Linked DNA regions of Homo sapiens: region 2 is linked to region 1. The links are chromatin loops, found by intact Hi-C in ENCODE. Cell type or tissue: A673. All regions are shown on one strand. Links, peaks and the distances in the headings refer to the core of each region. The heading gives the core; the rest is flanking DNA. Region 1 holds the start of LINC01571 (long intergenic non-protein coding RNA 1571). Region 2 overlaps LOC102723323 (a long non-coding RNA gene).

Evidence for each region. Peaks named below come from ENCODE experiments on the same cell type or tissue, not always from the same donor. Only the 100,000 strongest peaks of a DNase experiment are listed, where the experiment ranks them.
Region 2: a loop joins it to region 1, with 10 times the contacts of the local background. A loop is called at or near these places in 3 of 110 quality-filtered maps.

Annotation. Positions count from the first base shown.
Region 1 is chr16:51,758,798-51,767,702 of GRCh38, forward strand. It overlaps LINC01571 (long intergenic non-protein coding RNA 1571), which reads left to right and starts at 3,722. Exons shown (of 3, transcript NR_110916.1): 1 at 3,722-3,778. It overlaps LOC105371257 (a long non-coding RNA gene), which reads right to left. Exons shown (of 4, transcript XR_001752182.1): 2 at 7,792-7,856; 3 at 3,133-3,619. In A673, for the core only: CTCF peaks have their summits at 3,500 (motif pointing left) and 3,706; DNase peaks (open chromatin) are centred at 3,474 and 4,704; H3K4me3 peaks cover 269 bases; H3K27ac peaks cover 1,374 bases.
Region 2 is chr16:51,428,219-51,437,123 of GRCh38, forward strand. The region is part of intron 2 of LOC102723323 (a long non-coding RNA gene); the gene reads right to left. Among named protein-coding and RNA genes, the nearest start is that of HNRNPA1L3, 210 kb to the right of the region's middle. In A673, for the core only: no CTCF peak of the experiment used is centred there; DNase peaks (open chromatin) are centred at 3,493 and 3,773; H3K4me3 peaks cover 844 bases; H3K27ac peaks cover 4,456 bases.

The DNA of each region.
Region 1 (8,905 bases), core at 1,428-6,427:
ATATGATAGTGAAACTTCTCAATATGTGTATGCAATTTGCATATGTCTGATACAGTCATATGCACATAATATAAACCTATAAAAACACAACATGGACTTGTGAATAATCAATAAATCAAATTTTCAATCAGGTTTTTGAGTCATTAGGCTATGTATGGTATGATACTATATGTTATACGATGTATATATACCTATGTGTGTACTTCTGTAAGTACATATTTATGTATATTTTAATTTTTCCGGTGATACATTCCATGGTATATGTGACTGCTGGCATCAGAAAGGCAATCTCTCTCTCTTCCTCTCTCTCTCTCTCTCTCGCACACACACACACACACACACACTCACACACATTCAACATGGAGCTATTTAATGCTTGTGTCTGTAGACTATATTTAAATACACATCCATGCTCTTGTAACAAAAATGTCACTTTCTATTTGGCCCCTTGCAGTTATGACACACCTTTGCCCCCATTATCTCATTTGACTCATGGATATACACTTGTTTCCTCCTGTAGATGCAGTTTACCACCCCATCTTCCAGGTAAAGTGATTCCTGAAATGTATCAGCACCTCTAACGTGAAAACAAATGCAGCCCAATCTGCTGCTGTCTGTGTCTGCCCTTGTGCTCACAGACCCACTCCAAAATGTCTGGGTGCAGATAGGTCCAGACCTGGAGGACAGAATCCCTGCCAGCATGGCTTATCTCCCCAGTAATTAGGCTTGTGTTTCTGCTTTATTAACTCCAATACAACAGCACCCTGCCCTCTGTCACCAGGGGGACTAATAGATGATAGTCGGCTCTGATTTGGAAACCATACAAATTAAATGACGAAGTGAGAGGAAGTGAAGTTGAGGCAAATTGTGTCAAGATAAGGCGGTCAGTCATTTACATAGGAGTTTTTCAAATGTTAAGCAGGGAGCTTTTGATTTTACATCTGCAGATGCAAAACTGCTAAAATAAATAAGCCCAGTTTCCTTGCTGTGTTTGTTAAACCTCAACAATATGTGAATTCTTAAATGATGTTAGGAATAATTGATTGTGGATGTTTATAACCAGGGTAACTTTTCTTCTCCTGAAGTCCCCACATTTTATTGCTTTTCCTGAGAAAGATTTTCTTCTATTAAACATAGATGTGAATCCATGTGTTTATTTTCCCAGGAGCATTGCAACAGGTCTCCATCTTCATCACCTATAGGGCAGATTTGCTTTTACATTTTTAAAACTCATGTCCTACCTCTCTAGGAGAAACAATCAAACATCTTCTGGAAGATTAAAATTACCCACGGAAAGAAAATAAAATTGAATGATGGAAAGAAAAGAAAAAGAGGCTGTCCAGCAAAGCTGATTTCCATCAGTCAGCTGCGGGAGCTGTAACAATTTGTTTAGCAATATGATTTAACAAGAAGCATTAGCTCCGGGTATGTAGCTGCCGGGTTTTGAGAAGGCTGATGAGATGTGATTATCTCCAAGCAGAAATATCAGGGTGGTTAAAAGATAATTTGAAATGAGGTTAAAAATGAAGCGACACTAAGCTTCTCTCACTTGTGTCAAAACAATCCCATCTTTTCTTTTCTTTTCTTTTTTTCCCCTTTCACTTTGATGACATTTGCTCATATTGGAGGTGGAGACATTTCTCATAGCAAACTGTAATCCTTGACTAATTTTAAATTTAATGTGGCTCTGTTTGAAAGACAGCTCTAAATTTTGATCCAAAATCAACTTCTGGATATTACAGAAAGAATTTGCAGTGTTTGTAATATTTGGTGAGCCTTAAAAGTTGCTATTTTTCACACAACTAAAGTTTCATTTCACTACGTTAACTATATTCACGGTATAAACAGCATATGTTGATATGATAAATGACATTTGGTTAGAAAATGTCTTTGAACTTTAGCTTAAAAAATGAAAACAGGTAAAAAGAAAAAACAGAATCAAATGTTAAAAACCATATGTTAGTAAATGAATATTCTCTTTCAGATTATTTAATGACCTTAAATATAATTACTGCTCCAAATGAGAAAGTTTCAAAGCCTGAGAATATTGCTTACTTTGAAAAAATGTATTTTAGTATTAGATATATGTATTCATCATCTAAGAAAAAGAAATCCACATAGCGATATTTACAAAATAAAGCAGTAACATAGGTGAGGAAAGTTAAATATTATCTCTATGTACATTAAGAGAAACAGGAATTGAGTCGCTTGCTGAAAACTTCTAAAAAGTCCATGACAAGACTTCAGATCTTGTTCTTTTGTGTAAAAGATGCTCGGGCCATTCTGCCAGTTTTAAAAGATTAATGAACATTTAAGAAAAAGAAGCCCAAAGTTACCGTGTACACACACAACAGAACAGCTGTGTACTCACTCTTTAGGGCTGTGACTCACAGTTCAATCTGAGCAAGAAATGCTTGGAAATTCTAAAACGCGACATTCACCTCCATGTGGAAGGAAAGGCCTCAATGTTCCCCTCCATCCCTGCTTAATCAATCAGTTGTGAATCAATTCTGCAGTGACTAATCGCCCCCAAACCCCCTTGCTCCACCATCTCTCCCTAGTATGCGGTGCTAGAGATGTTTACGCTGATACGAGGAGATGACAATTAGTCATATTTATCCGTGCTGGGTCCATTTAATCCCCAGTGTTTTTACTCATGTCAAATCCATTATCCCAAACAAAGCTTCATACATCTTGTCGGAGATGCTCACAGACTTGCCTTGTTTACTTTGAGAAGACAGATTTTATGGCAACATTAAATACATACTGAACCCTAACTAATGGAGCCACTTGGCATGGTGAAGCAATTGCACTGGCAATTCCTATCACCCTTAACCCATTGTTGTTTAACTGGGTTCTGAAAACCCAGGGACTTCTGGCTGTGCCTTGGGTGTTCCGAGCATATCCTAAATTTTCTCCACGATTCTACATTTATGATCATTGCACCTCAGTGTTTCCAGCAATCACATAATGCAACCCCCTTCCCCCCAGTAGCCAGAGACACTTTTTCCCGAATGCCTTGAATCTCCTCCTGGCCGCTCTCATGAGTAATTTTTGAGCCTAATAAAGGAACACCTCCCTCCCCGTTTGTTTATTTAGAAAGACAAAATGTTAGGTGCTCTGTTTACTTACATTTCTCAGCACTTCTTTGTCTTCCAAACCATTTTAGCTCTTAATATGGAAGTTTTATAAGTTATTTTATCAGAAAATGCAGACCTTTGCTAGTTGACATGAACACTTAGGATGAGGCTGAGTGCTTGGAAACCCCTGACTTCACCAGGAAAAAAAAAAAAAAAAAAGTAATATGTGGCATATGTTAACATCTAGGCCTGAAAACACAGCCAGTAAGAGTGGCGCACACTAAAGGAAATCACTACTTAATTCCACAAACATTTGTTTCAGTCCAGGAATGGCACTAGAAACTTTGAGCCGTCTGTCTCCTTCCCTGAGCCGGTCGGGCACACGAGGGTCCATAACGTGCGGCGCAGCGCCATCTGCTGGCAGGCCACTCCTGGCCGCCCCAACAGCCGGCAGCCGCGGATGGCTCTGAAATCCACACGGCTTGGTGCCTCCACCTTCGTCCCCCGGGGCTTCTCGCTGCTGGGGAGTCCTGACTGTACTAAAAAAAGAAAGAGAGAAGGAGATTGTGCCGGAGAGAAAAAACAGTGCTGGAGAAACCGTTTCCAAAGATCTATTTAACATGTAAACGGAGGAAGATTAATATCTCTGGAACAGTCCCCAAACGTCTTGCCAAGGGCACAGGTTTTCAGCTTTAAAGGTGAAGTTGAGTTTATTTGCATCTAAAGCAAACAGTTGTTTCTCCTCCTTTCTTTCTCTCTGTTAAACATCGTATCCTAACCATATCCTCTTTACACTCCGGCTCTGCGTGCTTCTTTATGGAGGGGAGGTCGAGTTAATGGCAGCTGTCTGGGTGTCCAGGTTAATTCATTTCCTGGCGGCGTGGCGGTGGTGGTGAGGGGGATTCTGAAGTGCTTTTGGAGACACTGGGGCTCTGTTTGCCCATCCATTCCAGGAATCAGTGGAGGGACAGCCCCTCTCAAGGGCAGAATCTGAGGATTGTGGAAATGCAATCAACACACTTATGCGTGCGCCCACACTGCTTTGAATGGGATCCCAGACTCCAGGGAACTCATCTCTGATAAATTGCAAAAGACCCAAACTAAATGGACCAAAGAAGCAGTCATTATGCTTAAGGGAGGGACCTCACTGTAACACAGAATAAAGTGTTACCTGCAATTATTTTTTAAGGTTGTGGGGGAAATCTCGGTATCCCAATTCTAACTACCCGGCCTTTTGCTAACTGACTGCAACACTGACTTCCAGCATCTCACATCCTCTTCCTCTCTCTATCTTGCTCTATCTTCCCACTCTTACCCAGTCCCATAACAAACAGGTTGGGGTGGATGCCCTCTATGTCCACATTACTTAGGGAGAAAGGGGAGGCTGGATCCATTCCTGGTTTCCACCTAAGGATGATTTGTTTAGGCCCCTGTTGTGAGGATTCTGTGATCCTTGGTGCCTGGTGGCTCACAACAGGGATTAATTGCAATTGTCTTTGTGTATGGAAGGGACTAGGCTTTTTCTTAGGGCGCTCAGCACAGCACTGCCTGCCACTGAGACGGTTCAGGGCACAGAGCTCTCTAGGCCCACAAAGAGGTCTGGCTCTCAGGACAGCCATGGGAGGGGCCTATGTCATCAGGAAAGGGCGTTGTTTTCTCCAGGGCTGCCTCTCAGCCTAAAGAGACTTTTACTCTAATGCCATGAGCTGTCCTTTTGCAGACTAGCAACCGGCTGGTGAGTGCTTTCAGGGGATTGCTTCTCTCTCTCTCTCTCTCCTTCATACACTTTTAGAAACAAATACAGTCAGAATCATTAATTATAGAATTGGAGGCCTAGGGTTGCCAGATAAATTACAGAATACCCAGTTACATTTGAATTTCAGAAAAAGAATGAATAGTGGTTTGATTTTAGTGTAAGTATGTCCCAGATATTACGTGGGGCATACTTACACTAAAAGATATTCTTTGTTTATCTGACATTCAGATTTAAGTGGATGCCTGTGTGTTGTTTTTGTTTTTTTTTTTTCCTCCCTTCCTTCTCCCTTCCTTCTTTCCTTTCTTCCTTACTTTTTTTTTTCCTTCTCAACCTGGCAACCTATTAGAGACCCTCTAGTAAAAATCTTTAGCCAGGAAACCAAAATTGGCAGAGGCAAAGTAATTTGCCCAGTTACACAGCTGGTTCGAGGCACAGCTAGGGTCAGAAATCAGGTCTAGAAATTTAGTTTTGATTCTCTCGATTAACCACACTGTCTTTGCTTCCCCAGGATAGCCAACTGGGAGCTAACGTACCACATAAGCTCACGTCATAAAACCAGTTCTTCATATAATCATTTCAGAATGATTCACGCGTGCTTCAAAGAACCATAAAGTAAAATACCATTCATCTGGAAATGCCACTAGTTTATAATTTGTGAGGTTTCCTGGCAAAGTGAATCTTTACCTAGAGACCCTTTTCTGGCTGAGGAGTCCCACAGCTTCCTTTTCTATCACCATTGTTCATGATTGTTTTAAGGACTTTGTTCTACCAAGTGATTTCACACTCTTAAGCACACAGTTAGATACAAGCAAAGAGTGTGCCAATTAGCCTCCTCTTCCTATTAAAGCAAAAGTTCTAAAGCCATTTCATCTTATCTGGATAAAAAGATTAATCTTAAAATACTCTAATATGCATTATTTCAAAGACTTACATTGGTTACCTATCTTGAGACTTCAAGATTGGTGGCAAAACTGTTATTCCATATTGTGGCCAACCTCAGGGCAAAAATGTGACCTTATATTTTGGCTATGCTGTGACCAAGTGTCCTTGTTCATGTCTCTTATGACATCTGAGCCTCACTTACATTATTTTTAAAAGGAGGGGTTAGTTCCTTATTAAGTCCTCGAGTCCATTTTGGTTCTAAAACACTAGGTTTCTAAAAATCAGACATGCACTCTGTTAACCTCATCTGTTTTTGAAGTTCCAACTGGAATTCAGCAGCAAAAATTGCATCTAAGTCTTTTGTAAGTATCCACTGTGCCCAGGATGGTGCCACAAGCTGCCTGTGCTCCCCAAAGCAATCTGGCCATCAAAACCAAAGTATAAAACCTCACACCGAGGAAGAAAAGAAAAAGGTGTTAATGAAACTAGCTGTAATGCAAAGAAAGGTCAGCTTCAGCTGCAAGCACTGAAATGAAACCATATAATTGCAAGTGGCAAAAAGGGCTCCAGGTGAGACAGGGACTTTGTTTACACCATGCCCTTCTTTTCTGCCAGTCTTATCATCTGAGTGGCTCTTTCTGGACCAGTGAAATAAGAAGCAACAGGCTGAAGATCTGAACCTTCTAGAATTAGATCCAAGTGCCCCAGCCTAACAACAGATCTCCATGAGCATTTCACAGGCTCATTATTACTGGCGAGGGAAGGTTGCAGTCAGGGGCAACAGAAAGAAGGACTGTTCTTGCAAATGATAGCAAAATCTTGTTTTGCCTGGGAACTCCCTCTTTCCCACTTGGACTTTGTGTTTTTCTAATGAATGTCAAAGAGCAGTACATGAGGCCAGGTGGAGATAGAAGAGTGATGTTTCCCTATTTTCCTTTCTTTTTTTCCTTTCTCTTTTGACTTTATTTTTAGCCTTAAAATTGCTCCTGCAGAGAAACCATTCAACACAGGTGAGACTCAACCCAGAGCCAAGGTGCTGGAGAAGCCGAGGCTGCCTTTGCTGGTGGCTTCAAGCCAGGAGAAGCTTTTGTGTCTGCTGGGTGTGGTGCCCACCAAGGAGACCAGGCTCTGACAGGACTATGCCTCCCAAAGACAAATGGATGAATTTTTTTGAAAATATAAAATCCTCATGTACTCTATTTCATGAATGGAACCAATTCAAGGACCTTGCTCTGAAAAATGCTATTCAAATTGTTTTCATTGAAATATTTTCTTGCGCCTCCACTTCATCTTTGGAGCATCCCAGGGGCTTTCCCTCTCAAGTACATGCTACAGTTTTGCAAGCTCCTTTTCTAGAATGGAGATGTGCTCTCAGGACTCTATTGGCCAAATCTAGACATAACCAAAAACCCAGGGACAGCGTGCTGGGGAGGGTGTTGACTATTCAGTGACTGAAGAATTAAGTACTGTCCTGAGAAGAAGGTAGTGACCTCACAACCTGATCAGGCAAATGCTTAGGGCTTTGTCCCTTTCTTACAGATTAGAAAGTTCCCACATTTGCCACTAATAATAACTAGTACTTATGAAGGTTTACTATGTGCAAAGTACTTTGCATCCAATTCTCATTTATAGGTACTGTTATTGCCATTTTATGGATGAGTAAACTGAGGCTTAGAAAGGTTTAGAAACTTGAGTAACATCACATTGCTATTAACTAGTAGAGGCAGAACTAGAAACTAAGTCTCATTGACTCTAACAGTCCGTCTTCTCAATGACTTTTGACAGTAATAGGTAAATTTTCAAGGCTGTGGTCAGCTATGATTGCATCCCTGCACTGCAGCCTGGTGTTGAAACAAGACCTCATCTCTAAAAAGTAATAGTAATAATAATCATAGGTAACTGTAATTGACTACCTACTATGAGCCAGGCACAATTGTGAGCACTTTATGCATTTTATTGCAATAAAACTTCATGACAACCTTGTGAGACAAGTACTACTATTAAGCCCATTTTATGTATGAGGAAAGTGAAGGACAGAGATTAAGGAAAGAGCTGGTGACTTTAGCTACTCACCCATATTGGCCACCTGGGTCAGTGGAGGTTGTTGGCCTCTCTTCAAATCCAAAGAACAATAAAGCCTCATTCAAAATGCAAAAGAAAAATGAATTTGAAAAACAACAAACACACAGCAAAACCTACCCCTCCTCTGCCCACATCCCAACTGGACAGCTGTGTGTATCTTCTTTAGCCTTTCTTTAATTCCCAACAGAGTTTCTCTTCTACTCTTCCTCTTCATATAAATGTAAGACTTGGGGTGGGAGGCAATGTATGCCTCTAAGGTATGTGTGATTCTCTCGTTCTTCGTGGCCACAGAGAATGAAGTCAGTTCTCTAACAATTGCACAATCTCTCTATCTCTTATCTTCTCTCCCTCTGTCCTCTGTCTCTCTCCACACACACACACACACACATACATACACACACACTTTCCTCCTTTGATCTCAAAATTCTGAAATGCAGTTTCTATTAATAGAACTTTCTGTTGATTCATTAGCTAAGCACCAGCACACCAGTTTAGGATAGAGATGCTCTGAGCCTACCTACTGCTGTGAGGCTGGGGTCTGGGCTCCTAGCCCAGGCACTAACCCACAGGCTGGCCAGCCCAGTAGCTGCCTGATGAGAGTGCAACTCTAAGGAAGCCAGCAGGTTTATTTCCCTCAGTAAATCTATTCTGATTAATGTAAACACTGTATAATACTCCACCTGTAGGTGTTGTAATTAAGGTGCATCGGGACCACAATCAGCACAGTGACAGGCAGAGGGAAAATTATTGACCTCCCACGGATTTTTTAAGTCAGCACATTTAGTACTGTGAAAATCACCAAGTCATTAGCAGAGGGATATTTTTTAAAAAATTCAAATGAAAGAAGTCTGCTCATATTACAGCTATTTGTTTGCTAGCCTCTTTGTTCCCTTTTTTTAAGGACTTAAGTTGAAAATTCTCCCCCATTCCATCAGAGCCTCTGCAGACTAAGGGGCACCAATCTTGGTAGGAGGTAAAAGTTTTCCATCCCAGATTTGGAGGAGCAAATGGTTTCTCTAAGGGAGACTGCCGCCCAAGCCCAACGCAGAGGGTCCTAGCACAAGAGGCCACCAAGCAAGCATCCTTTTCTTGTGTTTATAGAGCC
Region 2 (8,905 bases), core at 1,435-6,434, 330 kb before region 1:
CTTTCTTTCTTTCTTTCTTTCTTTCTTTCTTTCTTTCTTTCTTTCTTTCTTTCTCTTTTTTCTTTCCTTCTTTCTTTCTTTCTGACAGAGTCTCACTCTACCACCCAGGCTGGAGTACAGTGGTGTGATCTTGGCTCACTGCAGCCTCTGCCTCCCAGGTTCAACAATTCTCCTGCCTCAGCCTCCCGAGTAGCTGGGATTACAGGGGTGCACCACCATGCCTGGCTAATTTTTGTATTTTTAGTAGAGATGGGGTTTCATCATATTGGCCAGGCTGGTCTCGAACTCCTGACCTCAGGTGATACACCAGCCTCAGCCTCCCAAAGTGCTGACATTACGGGCATGAGCCACTGCGTCCAGGGCCTTCATTATTTCTTGAAAAGGATATAAAATACCTGCATGAGCCACATTGTAAAGAAGGGGAAATAATTGCACCAAAAACCTGGACTAAAGAAAACCATGTAGTTTTGCATAAGAATAATTTCCTTTTTTATTTTTTTGTGAACTTTTCTTTTTAAAAAATACTTTTTAATTCAAAAGTTTTCAAATCCACAGTAAGGTTGAAAACGTAATATAATAAATGACCATATATCTTCATCTAGATTCACCAGTTGTTACCATCTTACTATAAACTACATCTCTTCTATACATACACACACTCTCTCTCTTTCTGTCTCCAAAAATAATTAGTAGGCATCATGATATGTCCCTCCCATTAAATACTTTATCTGGCATCACCCAAGGAGAAGGACATTCTCCTCCTCAACCAGAACACCATTATCAAAGCTAAGAAAATCATTAATTCAATAATGTCATCAACATACATTCCTTATTCAAGTTTCAACATTTTCAAAAGAAAGTTGTTTGGGTTTTTTTTTAATCCTGGTTTAATCAAATTCCTTGCATTTCATTGATTGTTACGTGTTTTTGTTTCTCCCAATCCAGACAAATCCCACCACTTCCCTTTGGTTTTCAGCACATTGTGTCCTTTGAAAAGCCCTTGCCAGGGTTTTGCAGAACAAGCCACATTCTGGATTTGTCTGGCCATTTTCTCCCAGTTAGATTCAGGTTAAACATTTCTTTTGCAAGAACACAGTTCCCTCCCACAGCATCACACCAGGAATGTTATTGGTTTCCTTTTTTTAAGAACCTCTTAATGCCTGCTCTTCCCTGTCCCACCAGCACAACAGCAGCAATGACCACGACACCCACAACACAGCACCCATTTAGAAGATGAGAGAAGATGGTTCTTTGTGGGCAATCCCAATAGAATTGAGAAGATTTTGAAAAGGTGGTAAATAAGGTGACTCTAAATGGGTTGTAAAAAGCATGCATTTACCGACAGAGTAGCTCCAAATTATCTGATCTGATTTTTAGTTACACTTAAGGGTAAAAAAAGAATGGACTTGGGTATTTTACATGTAACATCAGATGTCTTGTAAAAATCTAATGTCTTAGAGATTTTGAGTAAAACTGAAATGTCCTTATGATTAATGAACTGTCCATATGACTGTGGCAACTGGTTGCCATCAGCTCCTCAGTCTTCCTCAACATCTCCCCAGCTGTTCTGGAGACTCTTAGGGCAGGTGGTGTCTACCAGGTGATTTAGAATGACTCTACTCATGGGCTTTCACTCTGAACCTCTTGTCAAACCTTGGCCACAGCTGCCCCTACAAGGACCCCACTGCCCGAGCTTCCTGCCCTCAGTCGTGCACTCTGCAATCTGTTCTCTGAATCAACCCAGTCAATGATGGACCTTTCAAAGTCTCTCAGGAGTATAGTTCTTTTTTTTTTTGAGATAGAGTCTCACTTTGTTGCCCAGGCTGGAGTGCAGTGGCACAATCTCGGCTCACTGCAACCTCTGCTTCCCGGGTTCAAGTAATTCCCCTCCCTCAGCCTCCCAAATAGCTGGGACTACAGGCGCCTGCCACCACGTCCAGCTAATTTTTGTATTTTTAGTAGAGACAAGGCTTTACCATATTGTTCAGGCTGGTCTCGAACTCCTGATTTAAGGTGATCCACCCACCTCGGCCTCCTGAAGTGCTGGGATTATAGGCATGAGCCACCGCACCTGGTCAGGAATATAGTTCTTGTTTTTAACCATCCTGCTCAAAATTAGGGTTCAAAATCAGCTCTTAACCCTCAGGGCTCAAAATCAGCTCTTTGGGGCATATAAGTATGGGAGGAGGGTGAGGCTGGTGTTATAAATTCAGAAGTCTTGCTGTCTTTCTCCACTTTCATTGTGTTCCCGTTTTCATTAATTCCTGTACCCAGAGTTTCTCTTTCCTCCAATAGCACATTATCTTCTCCCCATTAAAGCCTCTCATAGACATCACAAACAGTAGCTACTTGGAGGGCAGGGTCTTACTCACCTGTGGCCTAAGCTCACCTTCAATACAACCAACACAATCTAATCAAGACCAGTATTCTGTTATGTGTGTTTTATTAGAAACCATTTCTTCAGGATATATATATCCATTTCTCTATAGATATAGACATAGTTATTACATAGGTGTAAATTAAAAGATATATTTAAAATACAAATACATGTTTTAGAATTTTATGGCCAAATATATTTGGGCATCATTGTGTTAAACACAATTGAATACATTTTTCTGTTGTTGCAGATGCTTTAACAGAATAGTGTGCATTGTGATTCTCCAAGAAAGGGTTATTGTTGCAGCATTTCTCTACTTACTGGAACAAGAACCCTTATTTCTTGGAGGAGCTTATAGAACTACTGTCACTCCAAACCTGCTTGGGAGCATGACTTGCTTTAGGAGTTGTACTTATAGAGGATTTCTTTAACGAGGTCAAGCTGGGACTAGGTATGTTTTAGTGTCTTGTGCCAACTGGCTGATTTTGGAAGCTAAAAGAAGAATTAGCAGGAGGGTGAATTGTCTTTTATTTAGAGTTTAAAAACAGCTCCAGGGCATGTTTACCCAATAGGTTCTGCCCTACTAGTCATTAGGAAAGAAAACTTCTTGTACTTTGTGTGTTTTTATTTTGTGATCTTTCCCTAAAGAGCCAAGAGAGATCTCTGTCATTCTATCAAAGATATGATAAAGTCTCTCTCGATTTCACCCCTTGGTTCACCATTCCTTATGGGCATCATCTATGTGAGAGACACTAAGCCCAGTTCTACGGAGGTTATGAAGGGAACAAGTCTTGTTTTCTTCTCGCAATGTTGTAATTGAAGTATAAATAGAAGCATAATTTGGGAATTACTACTTGTCCTTTCTCATCAATCACCACTCTTTAAGCGTGCCACTGGGATAATTCTAAAAGTGCTAAGTCCTTCCTCTCAATTCCTTCCCTGACAATATCTGAAAGGGTTTTAGGAAGTATAGTAATATTTGAGTTGTATGCAAATTTCCTCTGCAGGAAAACATGGAGACGGTGGCTGGGGTATCGGTTGCACACAGTCTAAACATTCCCTGCAGTCTTAATTAACCACATTTGCTTTCCTCTTGCTTCAGGCTGAGTCAGCCCAACCACCACTGAAGCCAGTTACCAGCCTGTGTGATCACGTGATGTGTGACTACATCTTGGCCTGTGATAAACGATCGTGTCTCTTGACCCACAGGAGTTTGTAACATTCTTTTAGTGTATACCGAGTCATTACTATTGCACTGAACCAAAGTAAATGAATGTCTACTGCCATTGTCATAGAAAAAGAGGAAAGAAGGAAGGAAGGAAGGAAGGAAGGAAGGAAGGAAGGAAGGTAGGATCATCTGCTCTATATAAACTCCCCTGATCCTCCCAGGCGCAACTGAAGGATTTGTGCTTTCACAAAGCTTTGCGTAGACCTGCGCCTGGTTGTGCATTCTTTTCAGTCAGTCACTGTGGTAAGGTAGTAATTGCATGCCTGGGTTTAAATAATGATTCAACCCTTATCAATTGGCCATGTGAATCCAGGCAAACTATTTAAACTTTGTAAACTTCTCTTGCTAAGCCCTTAACTTTGTACTGGCCTAGCCCTAACTACTCTACACATATTAACTCATTGTTTCCTTTTGACAATGTTATAGGATGGTACTTCATTAACCCCAATTTACAACCAAGGCCAAGTAACGTCTCCAGGGTTGATGGGTGCATTTCCTTGTGAGGGTGAAATGAGATAGATAATCAGTGTAAAACCCTTCTTAGCACAGTGCTTGGTCCATAGTTAGCACATCAAATTATAATTTTCATTCATTAGTTTTTAAGATAAAGTTTACATAATATTATAATGTGTTAGGCATTATTCTAAATGTTTTAGACATATCATCTCATTCAACTCTATGAAGTAGGTATAGTTTTCATGTCCATTTCATAGATGAGGAAAGTGAGGCACAGACAGGTAAGAGATCTGCCCAAGGTCACACAGCTGTTTAGTGGTGGAGACTAAATTGCATCTCAGAAAGCCTGGCTCAGAGATCGCACTCTTAGTCTTTATAATAAACGATCACTAATATTGTTGTTTGTTTAAGTGTCTGTAGGCACCCATTTGCCCATGACTTTGGACAGGGACTGTTTCACAGTTTGTAATTTCTGTAAGCCTATAGCCCCACCCAATCCCTGCCACCTCCCACTACCTTCACACACAGAACTGGGAGGTTCTGGGTGAATTTGTTGTCGAATACATACACATGCTAATAGTAACATATGATTTGATGAAGAAATTATTAGAAAACTCGTAGAGGTGGTAAATGTGAAATTTGTGCTTGAAATGAGAAAGCAAGTTAAGGAGGTACTGCTAAGCACAATTTCAGTGAAATGCATGCAGGAATTCCTGGGCAAGAAAATCACCGACTCCTGCTGAATCTTGGATAGAATGTTTTCTCCAGTGCATAGGAGAAACTGAGTAAGTTTAGTTCCTTTATTACATGACCTGCTCATGTGTATCTACACTGACAACAAACACTTGAGCTCTTACCATTAGCCAGATGCTAAGTTAAACCCCTTACTTGCTTTCATAGATACTGTAAGTATCTAATTTAATCCTTTTGACAGTCAGAGGAAGGAGGTCCTAACAGTATCCCTATTTTACAGATAAGTAAACTGAGTCATGGGGCCAATAGACTGAAGGTCACTTACTAGTTAGGTTTTTTTTTTTTTTTTTTTTTTGAGACAGAGTTTTGCTCTGTCACCCAGGCTGGAGTGCAGTGGCATGATCTCAGCTCACTGTAACATCTTTCTCCCAGGTTCAAGTGATTCTCCTGCCTCAGCCTCCTGAGTAGCTGGGACTGCAGGTGCATGCCACCACACCCGGCTAATTTTTTACATTTTTGGTAGAGATGGGGTTTCGCCATGTTGGCCAGGCTGGTCTTGTCTTGAACTCCTGACGTCAAGTGATCCGCCTGCCTCAGCCTCCCAAAGTGCTGGGGTGACAGGCGTTGAGCCACGGTGCCCGGCCAATTAGGATTTGAATCTACATCTTCAGTAGTAGAGCTCCTCTTACTGTTAAAATGGGAGCAATTCCAGGGGTCAGTGAAGTGAGGGACAAATTTGTGATAGTTTTGGTGAGTCCTAGAGTCTTGCTGGGTGTGCATCTCTTCTTGTCAATGTTTCTCAGTTGTTGACGTCCAGCCCTCTGGTCTATGGAGTGCAGCCAAGAAAAGGAACTCAGGGTAGAGAGAGAGCCCTAATGGCAAGGTACTGTTTGCTTCTGAAAGCTGTTACTAAATACAATAGCTATTGAATGCACAGAACATCTTTGGTGTAAATACTGACTGAGACTGAGAAAGATGTCTAAATTTACAGTACCCAAATCAGTTGTATGGCTTTACTCTAAAATCCTCCATATTATAATTTTTCTTAGTTTCTCCTTGGATTTTAATGCTCAGAAATCTACCATCATGTTGAGATAGTGGTACAGACCATGCCATAAAAATTGTCTTTGATGCCAACGGCAGACAAATATGACTGTTTTTATTGGAGGGGGAGGGAAAATTGGCATCAGTTAGGAAGTCACTGTGTGTTCACTATCAATGACTTCAGTTCCCTCTGGTTGGCTGCTTCACAAATCCCCAAGCTCCATGAAACAACATAAAAAACAATAAAAGGAAAAAAAAGCAAGCACAGGGTGATAAAAAGGCATCCAGAAAGATTTTCATAAATGCAACAGTACTTTAACAAAAAAAGCAATTTCATGTCTACTCCAGGTAGACACATAAAATCTTATGAACAAGTACAAAGTCTCATTCATGCGGCTTTCTTGAAGATTCTTTTAAAAATTTTAAAGGAAAGGAGTTGGATTGGAGGAAAGGGGGAGAAAATGACTTTTGGGGCCATATGAGTTTGGAAATCAGGGAAAAGATTCTTTACATCTTCCCTCTTTAAAGTGTTGTGAGTCTTGAAGCTCCCAACATTAGTGGTGTCTAGACGGAGGTTGCCTTGTCACGGGGCTCATTAGTATTCATCATTAATTCATATTTTCAAAGCAACAAAGGAGAAAACAGTAGTAGGAAGAATAAGAAAATGTCAAATCCTGGGAGTAACATTTCAGTGCAGTGTTGCAACTACGGTTAGCGGAGGTTGTGCTGTTTAAAAAGTCAATCCAAACACAGGGAACAGAAGCAAGCACACTCTCTCTTTCCCACTTAATGCCAAATGCATTCTCCTAGGTCCCAGCCTGTCTCTTCCTATCGGGAAGCTTCCTTGCATCCCAACCTCACCAACCAAGTCTCTGAGTCCCCGTTGAGAAGCCTCATTTGGTAGTCATGACTGCATACATTTATGAAGTGTACGTTTGTGCCAGGTGCAGTGCTTAGGGATTTACGAGGATTATCTCATTTCACTTCACAACAACCCTATGAGGTCATGGCCACATTATCCCTTATTTTACAGGCAAGGTAACTGAAGACAAAAAGGGGACGTGCCTGGCCTGGGGTCACCCAGCTGGTAAATGTCATGGCTGAGACTCAAACCCAGGTAATCTGGCTCTAGAGGCTGTGTGCATTAGTGGGGGACATCTACCCTAAAGAGGACATTGCTCCTCCGGCCCCAGAGACTTCCCTTCTGAAGGCTCATTCACACCCACCCTCTTCTCCTGCTTGACATGAGCTGGTTTGGATTTTTGGTTATCAGAGTGTAGATTGAAAAAAGACCATATATTTAGCATCATGTTTCATGGAGCCTCCTATCCACACCATGGAGGTGGAAAATAACTTAGCCCAGTGAGGTTTTTCCTCCTACAAATATGATAATTCTCTACTTTCCTTGATGAGTGGCTATATGTAAGCTTAATATTAATATATAAGAAGCTGTATTTTCAACTACCTTTTTATAAAGTATACATATTAGTAGGACATATGTGTTCTCTATTTTTTTTTTGTCAATTCTTATACTAGTATATATTTCCACTACTCCTAACACCATTACTCGTAACAGTTTTTCTTTACTTTTCCCATTCTCTTATTCTTCATTTTAGCAAGTGCCAAAAAACTTTCCTTGGGTGCTTATAACATGTTACGCTCCAGGCTAAGAACTGAGAGTACAAGGATAAAAAGGGTAAGATCCATGTATTCAGTGGGGGTTTCCCAGACATGGGAATTGAAAGTTATCATAGAAAATAATAGCTAACATGTATTGACACTATTTGCCATTCTGACATGTACTGCATATGTGTCTGTTCTTAATCTTTGGTTAGTTACTACTATGTCCATTTTACAGATGAAAAAACCAAGGAATAGAGAGGCTAAATCACTTGCCTGCAGACTCGTAGCTAGCAAGAAGGCAGCTAGTATTGTAGACTGAGGAATCTTGCTACAGGGTCTGGGCTCCTAACCGGTCTGCTTCAAAAGTAAATTACACAGACTGGGTATGGTGGCTTACATCTGTAATCCCAGCACTTTTGGAGGCCAAGGTGGGAAGATCACTTGAGGTCAGGAATTCAAGACCAGCCTGGCCAACATGGTGAAACCCCATTTCTACTAAAAATACAGAAATTAGCTGGGTGTGGTGGTGCACACCTGTAACCCCAGCTACTCAGGAGGCTGAGGCATGAGAGTCGCTTGAACCCAGGAGACAGAAGTGGGAGCGAGCTGAGATCTCACCACTGCACTTCAGCCTGGGGGACAGAGTGATTTCCTGTATCCAAAAAAAAAAAAAAAAGTAAACTACACAATTATATTTAGCGAAGAGATCACTGGACTCTGCCTGCATGGCCCAGGCACAGATGGAGGTTGATATGTGAACTGGGGCTTGAGGGATAAAGGATAAGTAGAAGTTAACCAGGAAGGCTGGATGCGGTGGCTCATGCCTGTAATTCCAGCACTTTGGGAGGCCAAGGCAGGCAGATCACCTAAGGTCAGGAGTTTGAGACCAGCCTGGCCAACCAACGTGGTGAAACCTCATCTCTACTAAAACTACAAAATTAGCCCGGTGTGGTGGTGTGCACCTGTAGTCCGTGCTACTCGGGAGGCTGAGGGGGAAGAATTGCTTGAATCCAGGAGACAGAGGTTGCAGTAAGCCAAGATTGTGCCACTGTACTCCAGCCTGGGTGGCAGAGCAAGACTCCTTCACAAAAAAAAAAAAAAGAGTTAACCAGGCAGAGAAAATAGCATATTGCCTGGCAGGGAATACAGTCCCTGCAAGGGCACAGGGGTCTGAGAAAACAATGTAGGTAAATAATTTACAGAGGTTGAATATAGAATGAGGAGAGTGTGGAGGCGTAAGACTGCATGAGGTAAGGATAGACAAAGCATGTTGTCATTTACATAGAAAAGTGACTGGACTATTTTGTGGGTAAAGGGAGTTATAGAAGGCCCTATGCAGGAATGTGCACTCACTCAATTCTGATTAGAACATAATCTCCATGGTTCAAAATGCAAATGAAATCAGGGATGTCAATCCTTTCAGGAAATCTTTTCTGGTATTAGTTTTTATTCTTTGAGTATATTTTTTCTTTACTTATTTTGGG